Regions from separate parts of the Homo sapiens genome. Here region 2 is linked to region 1. Evidence: read pairs that join two places in POLR2A ChIA-PET (ENCODE). Cell type or tissue: GM12878. All regions are shown on one strand. Links, peaks and the distances in the headings refer to the core of each region. The heading gives the core; the rest is flanking DNA.

What was found. Peaks named below come from ENCODE experiments on the same cell type or tissue, not always from the same donor. Only the 100,000 strongest peaks of a DNase experiment are listed, where the experiment ranks them.
Region 2: POLR2A ChIA-PET joins it to region 1 with 13 read pairs; 20 of 35 experiments call an interaction of 5 or more read pairs at or near these places.

What each region holds. Positions count from the first base shown.
Region 1 is chr15:75,193,866-75,202,185 of GRCh38, reverse strand. It overlaps C15orf39 (chromosome 15 open reading frame 39), which reads right to left and starts at 304. Exons shown (of 3, transcript NM_015492.5): 1 at 127-304. LOC107984772 (a long non-coding RNA gene) reads right to left here and starts at 6,513. Exons shown (of 2, transcript XR_001751617.2): 1 at 6,451-6,513; 2 at 4,446-5,148. RefSeq lists a silencer at 1-497 and enhancers at 1-701, 1,968-2,147, 2,558-2,627, 6,018-6,077, 6,346-6,890. In GM12878, for the core only: no CTCF peak of the experiment used is centred there; a DNase peak (open chromatin) is centred at 3,315; H3K4me3 peaks cover 2,671 bases; H3K27ac peaks cover 3,200 bases.
Region 2 is chr15:75,105,023-75,113,342 of GRCh38, reverse strand. It overlaps LOC124903529 (a long non-coding RNA gene), which reads right to left and starts at 6,495. Exons shown (of 2, transcript XR_007064720.1): 1 at 6,466-6,495; 2 at 1,015-5,190. RefSeq lists enhancers at 119-188, 209-258, 289-378, 2,304-2,373. In GM12878, for the core only: no CTCF peak of the experiment used is centred there; DNase peaks (open chromatin) are centred at 332, 864, 4,672 and 7,644; H3K4me3 peaks cover 508 bases; H3K27ac peaks cover 6,672 bases.

The DNA of each region.
Region 1 (8,320 bases), core at 302-8,301:
GCGGCTCCCTCAGTCCCCGGGCCGGCCGGTAGGGGCGCCCTGGGGCAGCGCCACCCGCCCCTTCTCCACGCGCCGCCCGCAAACTCGGCCCAAGTTTCCGCGCCCGCCGAGCGGGCGAGCTCCTACCTGCAGAGCGCCAGGACTCCCGCCGCCGCTACCCCAGGCGGCCTCCGCGTCCGCATCCTCCAGCGTCTCTCAGGCCGCGGGTCCTAGTCCGACCGGGCCCTGCGCGGGAAGTCGCAGTGAGCACCAAGCCCGGAGCAACCCTCCTAGCTGCCGTTCGCGCCGCCGCTGGGCGCCGTCTGCGGTCCCGGGCGGGGCGGGCTGGGGGCGGGGCGGGGGCGGGGCGACTCGCAGGGTTGGGGAAGAGCCCGGCCCCGCCTCTGGGAGCCTGCGCTCCTGTGGGCAGCGGGTGCGGAGGGCCCGCGTGGGGCCAGCTCGCTAGGAGCGGGCTGCGGGCGCTGTGCACCGCCCGTAACCGCCACGCTCCACGAACCAGTGCCCGGCGGGCCCGTCACGCGCCCTCAGTCGCTCCCTTAGATCGTTCATTCACTGCCACTTGCTGCGATGTGACCTTGCGCCTGCCGCTTGACCTCGCTGAGCTTCAGTTTCCTTATTTGCAAAAGTGGAATTCTGTCTTCCTCATAGCGGTGGCGGTGTAAGCTTGGAAAAGGGTGTTTGCAAATATCTGGCACACAGTAGGTGCCGGCATTCCCCTGTCCAGCACTAGTGTATTAGGGGGCTGGAGAAGGGCTCCTTGATCTGTCCCCTCATTTCGTTGTAGTCAATGAGGGCAATTTCCAGACTCCTGCTAGGGCACGGCAACTGTCTGAGGAAGCGGCAATCTCCCCATCCCTGGAAGGGCCGGGAATGAGGGTGCTGGGGGATTTGCAAAGTAGCCTGGGTGAGGCTCCCTCCATGAGGCAGACCGGCGCGCAGCCTGTGAGGCGGGTGGAGTGGAGCACGCCCAGCCAGGAATGGTGTGTTGCAAAGAGAGGCTGGAGGGGGGAAGGGGTGCCTCTCCCTGGACCATCTGACTGTGGATGAGAGCCCCTCAGTGCTGCTACTTTATCTGAAGGAATCTGGTCCGTCAAAGCTCCTGGGCTGCCCGAGGACTGGGAACAGGTGTGTGCAGTGGGGAAGGGGAGGGCAGGTGGACATGCCAAAGGTCAGAGTCAGTTCAGGAAGCAAAACTATCCCCTCAGATCCCAAAGGTAAGTTCTGCCTGAGTCAGAGCAGAGCAGGCCTGAGGCTGCAGGTTCCAAGAATCACCAAGCAGCTGGAGCAGCTGGAGCTGAGGAGGAGGGGCTGGGCGCTGCAGGTAGGAAGAGGAAGTGAGGTCACCTGGGGAGCGGGGGCGGGAGGTGGGGGGAGAGTGTCACTTCATTTAGAGCTGGAAGGACCTTAGAAATAGAGTCGGGAACCATATAGGGAGAGACACTCAGAGAGGGTTGGGGCTTTCCCCAGGTCACTCAGCAGGCTGGGACAAAATCCCAGATCTCCTGGCTCCCAGCCTGGGGCCCTTCCTGCAGCCACACCTTAGCGTCAGGAAAATACATCTGCGCGCGGACAGCTAGGGGTCACACCAAACATCATACCCTTAACCCCAGCCTGCAGCCCCGTGGGTCACAGGCTATTCACTGCTCTTGCCCCTTACCAACTCTGCTCGCCCCTCCTCCTCCAGCACCGCGCCGGCGACCCTGTCCCTGCCCTGCTAGTGGGGTGGAAGGAGGGCTGTGTTCTTAGCCCTTGGGGTCTAGGACGCTCAGGTTGTGTGCTCAGATGTGCCCAGTGGTCTCTCCAATTTCCCTGAGTTGGAATGGGACCCAACCAGGCCAGGATGAGCAGCCATCTGAGACAATAGGGGCTAGTTAAGATTTGCAGCACTGCTGAGCCTTGTGTTAATTCAGGGACACCTCACACAGACAGCAGCCCCACTCAACAGTATGTCTGTTCCTTTTCGGCATCACTTAAACACCCTGGACTGCCAAAGAAAGGAGGCAACACTGGGGGACTTGGGAGCTACTTTGTAACTTTCTGAGCCTCAAATTTCCTCATTGCAAAAAGAGAGCAGTGAGAGACCTGCCTTAGCAACTGTGGTGTCGGCCAACATCAGTGTGGGAAATTGCTTGTAAACTCTAGGAAGCTCATAGAGTGTCCCCAGACTATGAGCTCCTGAAGGCTCTGACCTTGCCATTTTCCTCCCTATACCAATGGTCGTCTGTGGAGCCTATAGAGAATGAAGGCAATCAATACAAGATAACTGCCTTGGGAGCTCCACATGTTTTTATCAGGACTGTGGTCTTGCAGAGATGTGATATTCTAATCAGAAGGAATAGTGTGAATAAAAGCAGAGAAGGGAACAGTCTGTCCTTATATGGCCTTCCCGAGTAGAGTTAACACAGAAAAAGAAAGTAGTGTAAAAAGGAGGTTTCTCCTCACCCCACCCCACCCCTACCACTACCAGGTCTGCCCAGGTTTCACATGCAACACACACACTCCTCTTCCACCCCACCCCAGACACCAGTTACTTCTCCTGGCTCCCTGGGAATGCAAGGTAAAAGGTCAGATCCTGAGCCTTGGCTCATTATTTTATGGTTATTAATAACAATGGTGCTCCCTCTAATGAGGCCACACCTGCTATTTACAAATCTCCTTCCTTGGAGGAGCTCCCTTACCCCAGAGGCGTGTGAGGTGGAGCTGGCAGCTACTCTACAGGCAGAGAAACAGAGAAGTATGGCACCTTTCCCTAAGACACACAGCAATGCCCCCTTCCATCCTTGCAGACCCAGCTATAGACACTGCCTCCTCCTGAGAGGCCCCTCAGACTGCTTTTGCTGCCCTGTCTGCCCTCTATTTCCTCATTGCTCCCTCTCCCCTCCCAGAAGAGGGATATCTCAGTGTCAGTGGTTGGGCATGGAGCTCCTACATCTATCTATGAGATAATTGATATCTCATTTAATTCTTACAACCATGTGAAGCAGGAGTTTGAAAAACAAGCACACTGGGGTTTGATCCACTGACCTGTGTGGTTTAGGCAAGCCCCTTAGCTGTCAGCTCACTCATCGTTACAGGGACATGACTTGCTACAGGGCTCCAGTGACTTCACAGCTTGATTTGTAGTAAGGTTTCAACCAGTGGTGATGTTGCAGGAGAATAAGGTCTGGAGGCAGGGAACCTAAGGCCAACTGGTGCTGGATATTAGAGACTACTCTTCAACCCCTTCTCTTTCAAGGTGGCAGTTGCTGCATGGTAGTTGCAATCCCTCCTTTTGCTGTATGGCAGTTGCTGAGTGGCAGCTGGAAAGTGAAAGTGCCTCTGATTGGTCCCCTCCCACAACCCATCAGACTGGTCGTGGGCCTACTCTTCAACCAATCAGACTGGTTGCGGGCTACTAGGGTGAACCAATGGGAAACCTCTAGAGGGTATATAAACCCCAGAAAATTCTGTAACCAGTGCTCCTGAGCCTCTTGCTGGAGGTTTTGCTGCCTTGCTTGTGCCTTTTGTCCAATTCTTTGTTCAAAACACCAAGAACCTGGGCAACTACCCTCAACCAGTAACAGTAGCTCTAGAGGAGGAGGGGGAGGCCACTTGTCCACATAGCCAAGAAATGGAGAGCTAGGATTGTCCCTGGAGGACTGTGTGACTCCAGTGCCTTCTGAGGGAGGGCTCAGACACAATTGTTGTTCAGGAACCCGCTGCCACTAAAGCAAGCAGAGCCTGAAGCTGGGCTGCGTCGGTGGCCATCAGCATGGACTCAGAGCGTCGTAGGGATCTGGGTTGGATAGGACCTGGGCAGGAGGACAGGGCCATGGGGTCTGATTGGGGTGAGGTGAGCCACTTTCCAAAGGTGTACTGGGAAATCAGGGCATCCTTCTGCAGGGGAGGCTGGGGGTGGGGGCAGCCTGCTGCTTTGCCACAGTGAGCAGGGAGTGGGAGCCTCTCAAACTCCGAAGGAGCCCCCCCCCCACTACCTCCAGAGAAAATCAGACTTGCTCAGAGGGGAGGCCCTAAGACTGAGAAGTGGGGCAGGCTTTCACTGGGCCCCTCTGGAAGACTGCATCTGCTGGCCTGTTGGCTAGGAAAACAACAACAACAACAACAACAAACCATGCACAATAATTTAGGGACCCTGGCCAGGTGCAGTGGCTCACGCCTTTAATCCCAGCACTTGGGGAGGCTGAGGCAGACAGATCACTTAAGGTCAGGAGTTTGAGATCAGCCTGGCCAACATGGGGAAACCCCATGTCTACTAAAAAACAAAAATTAGCCGGCATGGTGCACAAGCCTGTAATCCCAGCTACTCAGGAGGCAGAGGAACTTGAACCCGGGAGGCAGAGGTTGCAGTGAGCTGAGATCGTGCCTCTGCACTCTAGCCTGGGCAACAGAGTAAGACTGTATCTCAAAAAAAAAAAAAAAAAAAAAAAAAGATTTAGGGACTCCTGCAGAGGAGGGGAACATTCTTTAATTAACAGCTAGGGTGGGCTGATTTTCCTTCTCTCCTTCCCATCCTTCCTTCTGTCACATATTGAGGATCTCCAGGTTTTATGCTGGCATTGAGGGTACAGCAGTAGATGGGTCCCAGTGCTGTCTCCCAGGCTTCAAACAGACCATTGCCTCCAGTGAGATGGGTGCTTGTGTGGAGGTGGGTCTGCCACAGTGGGAGAGAGGCCTCAGGAACAGGACTGCTGGGCCTTGGACTCAGGGAGGGGGGGACTGTGATGTCTCACTCTGGCTGTGCCAAAGCCCAGCCATTGGAGGCTTGGTGCTGGAGGCAGCAGGAAATATTCCCTGCCTGCCTCCACAGAGAGCTTTCTAATGCCTGTGTGTAACCGGTCACTCCTAGCTTGGAGTCTCCTGTGGTTCCTCGGTGGCCTCAGGTTCCAGTTCCCCAGTCTGGCTTTGGCATGTCTCCTGATTGTCCCGATTGTCTCCCCAGCCAGCCAAGGTTCCTTTCAGGTCACACCTCCACACTTTGGAATATGCTCTCCATCTGCCTTGGCTGCTTGTCTGGCTTTCCTTGCTAATTCCTGTTGGCCTTTCAGACTCAGCTCAGAGGCTGGGCACGGTAGCTCATGCCTGAAATCCTCCCACACTTTGGAAGGCAGAGGCTGGAGGATCACTTGAGCCCAGGAGTTCAAGACTGGCCTGGGCAACAGAGCAGGACAAATAAAAAAAATTTCCAGGCATGGTGGCACACACCTGTGGTCCCAGCTACTCGGGAGGCTGAGGTGGGAGGATGACTTGAGCCCAGGAGGTTCAGGCTGCACTAAGCTGTGATCAGGTCACTGCACTTCAGGCTGGGCAACAAACCAAGACCTGACACAGCCCCCGTCAAAAAAAAAAATCGGCTTGGGATCCCTCCTCCAGGAAGCCTTCCCTGAGCTCCAGGCTGGGTTTGGTCATCTCTTCTGAGGTCCCAGAGCATTTTGAACTCACCTCCATTTTAGCCTCAGCTTCCTGTGCTGAAATTGCCTGGCTATAAGCCTGGCTTCTCTCTTATACTGGGGAGGGACCTCTTCCAGGGTGGGGCCTGGGTCTGCCCTTGGGCTGTGACTCTAGTGCCCACCACAGGGCTGAGTCAGGCTGTAGTTATGGAGTGAAGGTTTAATGGTGAAGGAGGGCTATGCACATCTGAAAGGGAAGAAAGGCAGAAAAACCTACCCAGGCCCAGAGATGAGAGCCTGAAGGAACCTCTGCTGCCCAGAGCTCCCCTAAAGCCCCTGGACTCCCCGTCTCAGCCTCTTAGGACCCAGGACACCAGCAGTAGCCTGTTTCTAGCCCCTATTTCAACATGGGGCAAATGAGACGCAGAGAGGGCCAGCTACCTGCCTGGGGTCTCAGGCAGGCAGCTCCAGAACCCAGGTCTCCTGAAGGCCTGTCCAGTCCATACACCAGGCCTCCTCCTGGTTCTGCCACTGCCTCTCTATCCCCTCCTCCCCTGTCAGACCTAGGATGGAAAAACACCTGGCCGAGCTCCACCTGCCTGCCTCATGCTGCCTGCAGCCCCCTCCTTGGAGGCCATCAGCCTGGGGTAGGGGTGTGAGGAGAAGAGGAGGGGGACCCCTGCAAAGAGGGGAGGGGCTGATGCATTTCCCCCCGTGCTGCAGGAGCTGCTCCCCTACCCAGAGCCTGGACTCCTGCCAGCCGCCCTCATCACCTCCTCTCCCCATCCAGGGCCTCTCCCTGGAGATCCCTTCCCCCGGCCTCGGCGCCCTGGGCAGAGCCATCACAGCTGTTTCCAGGGTGGTGGTTGGGGCCTGGGCGGGCCCTACCCGCAGCCCTGACTCCAGCCCAGTGCCCGCCCCGCGCTTTGGTCAAGACTTGGCCTTCATCGGGAGTCACCTTCCCCCAGATCCCCAGTTCAAAGGTTTTGGGGGGCCGCCAACCCAGCTCCTCCTCGCCCCACCATGTCCCCTCCCCCAGTGCTGGGGCACCCTCCCCTCCTACCGTGGGCAGGCCAGGTGGACTATCGTGGAAGCCTTTCTAAGGCTGGCTGAGGCGGCTGGGTCTGGCCAGGTGGTTGGCTGCTGCCCCCTCATTAGCGGCCCGCTGGGGTTGCCGTCACTTAGGGCTGGTTACCAGGCAACCGCGTCCAAGGAGGGCTTGGCTCTGGCTCAGGGCTGGCACAGCGGCGCTGCTGCTGAGGCGGGAGGTGAGCAGCCAAGCAGGGTGGGAGACTGGGGTCACGGTCAGGAGGCCTCCTGCTCCCCAGAGTAGGGGTGCAGTGCTTCAGAAACTCCCTGTTATCATCTCACCTTAGACTCACAGCCTGGCCCCAGAAAAGGGGTTTTGGGTCCTCAACACAAACAGCCATACTCAGAGCCCTCAGGTTTCCTGGAGGTTGAGGGGAAGCTGAGTGGGAGCAGAGAAAGGCACCCTTCTCCCTTTTGCATCTGGGGGTGTGGCCCTGTGGCCTTCTTGCCCTGAGTAGGTGTGGGAGGGGCACAAGGAGTCGGATTTTCTGGTGTGCAGGGCTTAGGTTTTGGATCTAAATCCTGCCCTAAACAAAAACAAATAAACAGAAAGAAAACAAAAAATAATAATGATAATAAACAATAAATCCTGCCCTGCCTCTCATGGTTGTGCTTTCTTGGACATGGTTTTTTTTGTTTTGTTTTTTTGTTTTTTTGAGATGGAGTCTGGCTCTGTGGCTCAGGCTGGAGTGCAATGGTGCGATCTCAGCTCACTGCAACCTCCACCTCCTGGGCTCAAGTGATCCTCCCACCTCAGCCTCCCAAGTAGCTGGAACTACAGGTGTGCATCACCACGCCCACCTAATTTTTCTATTTTTTTTGTAGAGATGCGGTTTTGCCATGTTGACCAGGCCAGTCTCAAATTCCTGGCCTCAAGCAAACCTCCTGACTTGGCCCCTCAAAGTGCTAGGATTACAGGCATGAGCCACCTTGCCAGCTGTGGACATGTTGATTGCTTCTGTGAACCTTGACCACCTCCTCTGAAAAATGGGATGGTAACCCATCTCCTAAGATGGCTTGTAGGGCATGAATGCTTAGTGCAGTGCCTGGCACATACCCATCCATTCCCTCCCTCCACACCCCAAGCTTCCCACATTGCAGGGGGCAGGATTACAGATGCTGACCGCCCACACATGGGCCACCCACCATTGCCAAGTGACCCAGGAATGTGCCATCTTTATGTCCAAGAATAGTTCTGGGCCCTGGGTGGTACCTTGTTCCCCTCATCCTTGCTGACTTGTTTTTTTAATTTAACAAACACTCCTAGTCTTTACTATGTACCGGGCGCTGTTTAAATGCTTCACAAATATTAGCTCATTTAATGTATTTAATCTATTTAATGGATGAAGTCGCTTAGTCCATTTATTTTGTAATCCATTTACTGGACTAAATGAGGTGATGCTGAGGTGGATACAGAGAGCTGTGTGGGAGGGAAGCCTGGCCACATCTCTCTGCTCTGCCAGGGCAGCTTCTGCTGCGCAGCTGGGTTGAACGCCAGTCCTGCCTTCTGCCTCCTGCCACAAGGCCAGCCTGGGATGGTAGAGCTATGGGCAGGTCAGAGTTTCAGGGAGAGCAGTGATGGCTAATTAAAACTTCAGCTCAGGGAGGCCCCCTTGGGGCATGGATTGCCTCAGTCAGCTTCCCTGGGGGAGTCCCCTAATTGGACCCCTGGGCCCTAGGAGTGATGCAAACTCACCAGGCAGATGATGGCAGGCAGGGAGGGAGGGGAAAGGGGGAAGGAAGCAGGCTGGCCAAAAAATAACAACAACCCCCTTCCCATTGTGAGAGATGGTGACTTTGGAGTCCCCAAACTGTCACTTAGGAACTGTGTGACTTTGAATCAG
Region 2 (8,320 bases), core at 224-8,223, 89 kb after region 1:
TCCGTGAAAACTTCCTCAGGAAGGAACTGGAGGATGTGCTCCACCCTAAAAGGGCATAAACCAAGAAAGAAGAAATGGAACCCAGAAAAATCAGAGATCCATAGAGGAAAGAGAAGAAATGACGTTGCAGAATGTTGGCAAAGGGAAGCCTCTGGATGACGACTGTGCTGCTGATCTGGAAAGCTTCTGGCTCAGATGGAGGCAGGAGAACTGAGGGCTCCAGAAAGGGTGTCTCAAGGGAAAAAAAAATTAAGGAACTGGAACTGATAGTGAAAATCAGTATTGAGAATTATCTTACTGGGCTTTTGCAGAAGATCTAATCATGGGTCAAAGAAAATAAGCAAGTGAAAAAAATGAGACAATGATTAACTCTGTGGGGGAAAGGAGATTGAAAAAGATAGTATATTAGTTGTTTCAGCCATAAACACTTTTTAGTGATTGTGAATGTAACCAAGAGTTGTGGTGGTATGATATTGAAAGGAGAGGAGAAAGAGTGTAAGTGAACCTCCTCTGTCACAATAGGGAGCCCTAGAGACAGCATCTAAATTGGACCTCTTGGGAGATAACCAGAATTGAAATCAATGCTTTATTTAGGGAGTAAAAACCAGAAGAAACAACTGAATAAGTTGAAATGGCTGCTTTTGGCGAGCAGGCTGACGTGGGGTAAAGAGCGTGTTATTTTTGTTGTAATCCTTTAGCATTCTCTGACTGTAAATACTCTGTACACATTATTTTGGGGAATAAAAACTGACCAGAAGAACTGTGAGGAGAAGCCATGACAACAGTAAGGCTGTTTCCTTTTGAGATTTTCCTGTCTGAAGCAATTCTCCTTTGGAAATTGAGCAAACAACCCCTCCCCATTTTTTCTGCTGTCTCATGAAGTGCATTCTCACTCCTGTGAATAATCTTGGGAGGCAGGTATTGATAAGGGTTCTTGGTGCTTTGTGAAATAGTAACTTGCATGTTGGTGACTCAGAGCAAGACTCTATCTCAAAGGCAGAACAGAAGTCAAAATTCCCACTTTTAAAAATTTTATTATTATTATTTTTCAGAGACAAGGTCGCACTCTGTCACCCAGGATGGAGCCCAGTAGCCCAATTGTAGCTCATTGCAACCTTGAATTACTGGGCGCAAGCGATCCTCTTGCTTCAGCCGCCCAAGTAGCTGGGACTACAGGCGGGCCCCACCATGCCCAGCTACCTTTTAAATTTTTTATAGAGACAGGGTCTTACTGTGTTGCCCAGGCTGGTCTCAAATCTCCTAGGCTCAATCTGTCCTCCCGCCTTGGCCTCCCAAAGTGCTGGATTAACGTTGTAAGCCACTGCACCTAACTAATATTCCCCCCCTTTTTTTTTTTTTGAGACGGAGTCTTGATCTGTTGCCAGGCTGGAGTGCAGTGGCGTGATCTTGGCTCACTGCAACCTCTGCTTCCCGGGTTCAAGTGATTCTCCTGCCTCAGCCTCCCAAGTAGCTGGGACTACAGGTGCTTGCCACCACGCCTAGCTCATTTTTTGTCTTTTTTGAGACAGTCTCACTCTGTTGCCCAGGTTGGAGTACAGTGGTGCAGTCTTGGCTCACTGCAAGCTCTGCCTCCTGGGTTCACACCATTCTCCTGTCTCAGCCTCCCCAGCAGCTGGGACTACAGGCGCCCACCACCATGCCAGGCTAATTTTTTGTATTTTTAATAGAGATGGGGTTTCACCGTGTTAACCAGGATGGTCTTGATCTCCTGACCTCGTGATCCTCCCACCTCGGCCTCCCGAAGTGCTGGGATTACAGGCGTGAGCCACCTCGCCTGGGCTTTAATTTTTATATTTTTAGTAGAGACGGGGTTTCACCATGTTGGCCAGGATGGTCTCAATCTCTTGACTTCGTGATCTGCCTGCCTCGGCCTCCCAAAGTGCTGGGATTACAGGTGTGAGTCACTGTGCCCGGCCTAATATTCCCATTTTACGCACAAGACAACATAGACCTCAAAAAGGGAAGTAACTCTCCAAAATCACACAGCCAGTGAGTGGCAGAGCTGGAGTCCTGACTCTCTTTTCTGTTTTCACACAGCTGGCCTCAGGCCCAGGGACCTCTTGGCCTTCATGCTTCCACTTCTCCCCTCTCTCCCAGCTGACCCCACCTTGCCTTCAGACACTTTCCACAATGTCCCTGGCTCTGAGCCCCACCCGGAGGGGATCCTTAATGTGAGCTATAGGCTTGAGCCCATGATCTCGTCACAGACTGAGCTCTCATCCTGATCACTCACTAAGCCCTGATCCTACCACAGAATGAGTCTTGGTCCTGGTCCTAGATAAAGCACTGAACCTGGTCATAGACTGAGCCCTGATGCTGGTCACAGACTGAGCCCCAGCCCCTTGCCACCAGTTCCATTAATAATGTATACAATTAAACACAAGTCGGGCCTGGCACAGAAGTCATGGATGGCTGGGTACCATCCCTCTCCAGTGTTGCAGAAATCCTGTCTCAGGGACAGAGCTTGTGAGGCTATGGCCTGGCTAGATGCTCTGGCATCGTTTCCCTCCATCCTCCACCAGAATTTATGCCACAGCTTGTGCCCATTCATTTCTGTCCCCTCCCGCTGCCCTCCCTGTGTGGGTGGGGGTTTGGGCAGCCCATGGTAATAAGCATGGAGCAGGGGTTGTCTGTGATGTCATTCTTGCTCAGAACGAAGCATTCCAGCATGGACAGCACTTGTCCTGGCTCCCCTGCTATATAGAACTCACTGTTCCCCACCCTAGACCCTTACCCTCACCCCTTGCCAGGCCAGCATTCTGCAATATGATTTCCAGGAGCTTCCAGAATGCTGGCTTGTTACAGCTGCTGCCCTGCTCTTAGTGACCAGCATCTCCTTCGAGCAGTCCTCTGTGTCAGGTGGGAAGCCGGGCCGACTTCTGACCACCCTCAGCTCTTGTCAGCCCAGGGGAGGTGGAAGGTCAAGGGAGGGGCAGGGAAGGTGATGGAGCTGGGCAACTTGGAGGAGAGAAGGCAAGGAGGCAGAACGGGACAGGCGTCAGTGTATCACTGAGTCATAAAATGTCAGGGCAGGTGGGAAGTGGAAGGACTGGCTCTCCTCTGCTCTCCCTTGCTAAACAGATGGAGAACTGAGGCCCAAGATCCTACAGTGACTTAGGAGAAAAATGGGGCCTCACATGTGGATTACTGGTACCAAAGAACAGCAGATCCCATAGCTCCAGAGGCCAGAGGAGGACCTTAAGGGAAGGAAGACCTTCCTAATTATCTAAGTTGCCCAGCCCAGGGACCTCTGGTTGGAGGGGCACGGGGCTGTGAGTTCCCCATCGCCATGGGACTGTAGCCAGCACAGTCACAGTATGGCGGTGCAGCCCAACCCTGCCGGGGGTGGAGATTGGTTGCTTTCTTGGCCACGTTTCCTTTTGTGGGTTTGGAACCCAGATGTGCTCCCTGCACGGGATCTTGGGGTCCCAGAAGGGCCTGTTCTCCCTTCTCCCCCTACTAGATCCAGCACAGTTCCTCTGGGCAGCTCTGCTGCTGCTGCTGGCTGGCCACAAGGCACTCAGGATGTAGGAGGCATCTAGACCCACAGTCAGAGTATGTATTTGGGAAGGGAAATTGGGAGACGGTCCAGCCGAGCGGGGGCTGCTTATTGGAGCAGACTGGGTCTGAGAAAATCATGGTAGACAGGTGGGGACCTCGCCCTTCTCCAAGCCAAGGGGGTGGGCTGTGGTTTTCAGGCGCTTGGGCCCCTGCCTTGCTGCCACGCCCCAATCCTGAACTCTGCGGCCCACACCCCCCACAAAACCAAAGCCAGCTTTCTGGGCCCCGGTGGCTGTGTCTCCCTGGGCCTATTCTCTCCCCACCCGGGTGGTTTACATGCCTCTGTGCCATGAGGCTGGCCACTCTTTGAAAGCCGAGGGTTGCAGGGTGGGTTCCTCAGGAAGTGGATTTGGGCTCGGAGTTACTGTGAGGGATGTCTGTTAGGGAGAGCTCTTGCAGACAGCACCTGGAGAAGGGAAGGCAAAGAGGCCAAACTGGGCAGAGGGAGAAGAAGTCCAGCTGCAAGACAGGCCCAACCCTGGCCTCAGCTGCCTCACTGGGAGCTCCGAATGACCTGTCACCGCCCCACACAGGGCTTAAATAGCCGGGCCTGAATTAGTACCCAGCTGGATTAGTCCTTGGATATGAGGCTGCCCAGAGAAAGGCATGGGAGGCCGAGGCAGAGGAGGCAAATCTCTGCAGCTGGGGGCAATCCCTGGAGAGCTGAGCACTCACGACCCTCCCGCCGCCAGGGCCAGTCCTTCCTGAGGTACATCTGGACATCGTGTCTCTGGGTCTACTGTCCTGGGTTTTAGTGGGCTTTTGAGAGACGCTTGTAGAATAAATGAATGCATAAATGAAATAAGCCCCTCACACATGTTGGCCTCACTCTCCTCATCAATTGAATAGGGATAATACTTTCCACACTCATGCTGTGAGGGCTAAGCTCGTTGTAAACACCAAGTGCCATGGGCCTATGAGGCCTCCCCATCTCTCCTTCAGCTGAGGCCCCGAGGTTGGGGCTAGGACACGGAGGGGTGGGGTGGGCTTGGCAGTTCGTGGTTGCTGCTTCAGGGGAAACCACAGCTGCCTCTTGCTGGGGCAGTCAGTGAGGCCCAGGGGAGGGGAAGATCACATGCAAGGCGGGCTGTGGGCACTGAGTCACCACCCAGAGGGAAACCACGGCCTCAAGAACCCAACGCCAAAGGACAGGTGGCAGGTGAGGTGGGCGAAGAGCTAGCAGTCAGGAGCAGGTATCCAGACAGCCTCTTCACCTCAAGGTCCAGCCCTGTCCCATCCTGCGGGGCAGCATCTACTGTATGCTACAGGAGGGGCTGGCTCAGTCACAGATCTCTGAGCAACAGGACAGAGCAAGAGCTGAGTGACCCTGGGCAAAGAGCCATCCCTCTCTAGTTCTCCCCTACCCCTGGGAAAATAGGGACAATTCTTGGGTTTGAGAAAATTCATGCATGATGTCATCATCTGAAGATTTTGCTCATACGATGCTTTTACCTCATCATTACAGTCTAGAGTGCTGCTGTTTGTCGCGTTGCATTCATCTACTGATTGCTCTAATAGCTGTGAAATGTCTTCCTCTGTCAGTTTCCTTCTCTTTCCTCTTTGTAGGAAAATGAACAATTCTGAATTCTTAACTGTGTGCAATGAAAGCTAAAAAAAAATACAAAGATGATATCTCTGGACTTTTTACACTTTCTTGAAAGACGGTCCTAATGCTTTGGACAAGGCAATAAGAAAACTGAAAATTGGTGAAATAGCAATGACTCATGTCACTATTGAGTCATTCAGGCAATTCCATCATTCTTCTGTTTTCTTACTATTTTAGTCTTTTTTTCAAAGCATGGGTTGGGAATAATTGATGAGTAATGATGAAATAGTTCCTGAGGGAATACAATAGCAAAATGTTTTATGATATAGGAAAAATAAGATCATGAAGATCTCATAATATATTTTAGATTTACAAATGATCCAGTAGATCCATATGATAATTACAAGATAAAATAAGCTTCTTCTTTTTTTTTTTTTTTTTTTTTTTGAGGCAGGGTCTCCTCTGTCATCCAGGCTGGAGTGCAGCGGCTCACTGCAACTTCTGCATCCTGGGCTTAGTAATCCTCCCACCTCAGCCTCCCAAGTAGCTGGGAGTACAGGGGTGTGCCACTGAGCCCAAATAATTTTTGTATTTTTTCATAGAGGCAGGGTTTCACCCTGTTGCCCAGGCTGGTCTCGAACTCCTGAGTTTAAGCAATCTGCCCTCCTTGGCCTCTGGAAATGCAGAAATTACAGGCATGAGCCACTACACCCAGCCCTTCATTCTTTTTTATTAAAAAAAAAAAAAAGAAAGTGGACAGGTGCAGTCGCTCACGCCTGTAATCCCAGCACTTTGAGAGGCCAAGGCAGGAGGATTACCTGAGGTCAGGAGTTTGAGACCAGTCTGCCAACATGGTGAAACACTGTCTCTACTAACAACAACAAAAAAAAAATTAGCTGGGCATGGTGTCAGGCACCTGTAATCCCAGTTACTTGGGAGGCTGAGATAGAAGCATCACTTGAATCCGGGAGGTGAAGGTTGCAGTGAGCTGAGATTGTGCCATTGCACTCCAGCCTGGGCAACAAGAGCGAAACCCCATCTCAAAAAAATAAATGAATAAATAAATAAATAAAAGTTCTCTTTGGTTTTGGGAGACCTCCGTGAAAAAATAAAAGTAATAAAATAATCCTCATAAATCGTTTGAACTGCTCAAAAAAGAAACTTCAACCAGGCATGATGGCTCATGCCTGTAATCCCAGCACTTTGGGAGGTCGAGGGAGGCAGATCACTGAGCTCAAGAGTTCAAGACCAGCCTGAGCAACATGGCAAAACCCCCTCTCTACTAAAAATAAGAATACCAAAAAATACAAAAATTAGCCAGGCGTTGTGGCACGCACCTGTTGTCCCAGCTACTCGGGAGGCTGAGGCAGGAGGATGGCTTGAACCTGTGAGGCAGAGGTTGCAGTGAGCTGAGATTGTGCCACTGCACTCTAGCCTGGGAGACAGAGTGAGACCCTGTCAAAAAAAAGAAAGAAAGAAAGAAAGAAAGAACGAAGGAAAGGAAAGAAGAAAGAAAGGTTGGTTAAAAATTAAAATTAAAATTGGGTCTAATGGAGTCTGAAGGTATATTGAGAGTTAAAATGAAATTCCCCGAGGAGGACTTAGCTGAAGGTCCACCTCTCCCTGTGCCCAAATAGGGAGGAAAAAGTAGAGACTGTGATATGAAATGAGACCCCACCAAATGACAAATTATAAGCAAAAAATGCAAATAAATGCAAGTGAAGACGATATTGAGGACCCTGGTACTCCTGGTAAACATGGAATATGGGCTCCTTTGGGTGATTGGTATTCTAAGACAGCTGCCCCATCCTCCTTCCGGGGTCTCCCCTACAGCCCCTGTGGCTGGGAGACCCACGCCTGAAGGCTGTTCTTGCTTCCTTACTCCCTTCCCCAGCACTGACAGAATTCTCCTATTGCCCACTGGTGCCCCGAAGCTTGGCACACCAGCCATTCTGCTCTTGCTGCTGCAGGCAAGGGGCCCTCTGGCCACCCACGAGCCCTCTGGCCACCCACGACGTCCCTGTGAATCATCCTAGAGCAAGGTCAGTGACAGGCCCGGCACTGCTGGGCACCGGGAGCCCCAAGGGCTGTTTCCCACATAGGTTTTTGTGTTTTGTTTTTTTTGAGACAGAGTCTCGCTCTGTTGCCCAGGCTGGAATGCTGTGGCGTAATCTCAGCTCACTGCAACCTCTGTCTCCCGGGTTCAAGCAATTCTCAAGCCTCAGCCTCCCGAGTAGCTGGGACCACACGTGTGCGCCATCATGCTTGGCTAATTTTTGTATTTTTAGTAGAGACGGGGTTTCACCATGTTGGCCAGGCTGGTCTCCAACTCCTGACCTCAAGTGATCCACCAGCCTCGGCCTCCCAAAGTATTGGGATTACAGGCATGAGCCACCATGCCCAGCCTCCCACATGGGTTTATCATCAATTTACAATAGCCTCACAAGTGTTGGGGAAAACTGAGGCTCAGAGAAGGACGGTGACTTGCCTGGGGTTCCCGAGCAAATCATTAACAGAGCAAGGTTCATAACCAGACCTTTTGCTACCTGTTCAGAGCCTTGTCTTCCATGTATAGGCCCAAGGAAGCTCATGCCTTCCAAGGGTGCAGGGGGCACAGGCTACTTGAGCTCATGGGCCGCCTTGGGGGCTTGAGTCCAGAAGGTTTTCTTTCATGAGAAGAGACTGGATTGTGCTTGTTCATGGGAGGTAGGAGAACCCATTTGTTAAGAGCTCAGGCTCATGAGTTTACAGTATGTGGGTATTTATCCTGGCTGTACAACTTATTCCTGTGTGGCCCTCAGAAGGGAACCTAACCTCTCTGTGCCTTGGTTTCTTTACCTGTTGGGGTGGTGGGAGGTTGAGTCCTTTTGGTTGCCAGATCAGCAGGTCCCTTGGATTCCCTTGAGTCTGGGGGATTATTATCAGTAAGGGAGACAGGCCCTCACAGGACTCCAAGAGTAGGACCTGGACCTTGTCCAGGCATGGACCCTGGGGCTGGAGAGTGGTACTGCGTGTGGGCACTAGGGATTCAAGACAACAGGGTGTGGTGAGTGGTCCTATGGCACTTCCTGAGCTCTCTCAGCATCCGCTCCCTTCCCTCACAAACACCCCACAACCACCCTGCATTTGTTCAGCTTTTTCTTGTCCTCCCAGCTTCCGCAAACTCATTTTTTCCATTTCCTCATCTCTCAG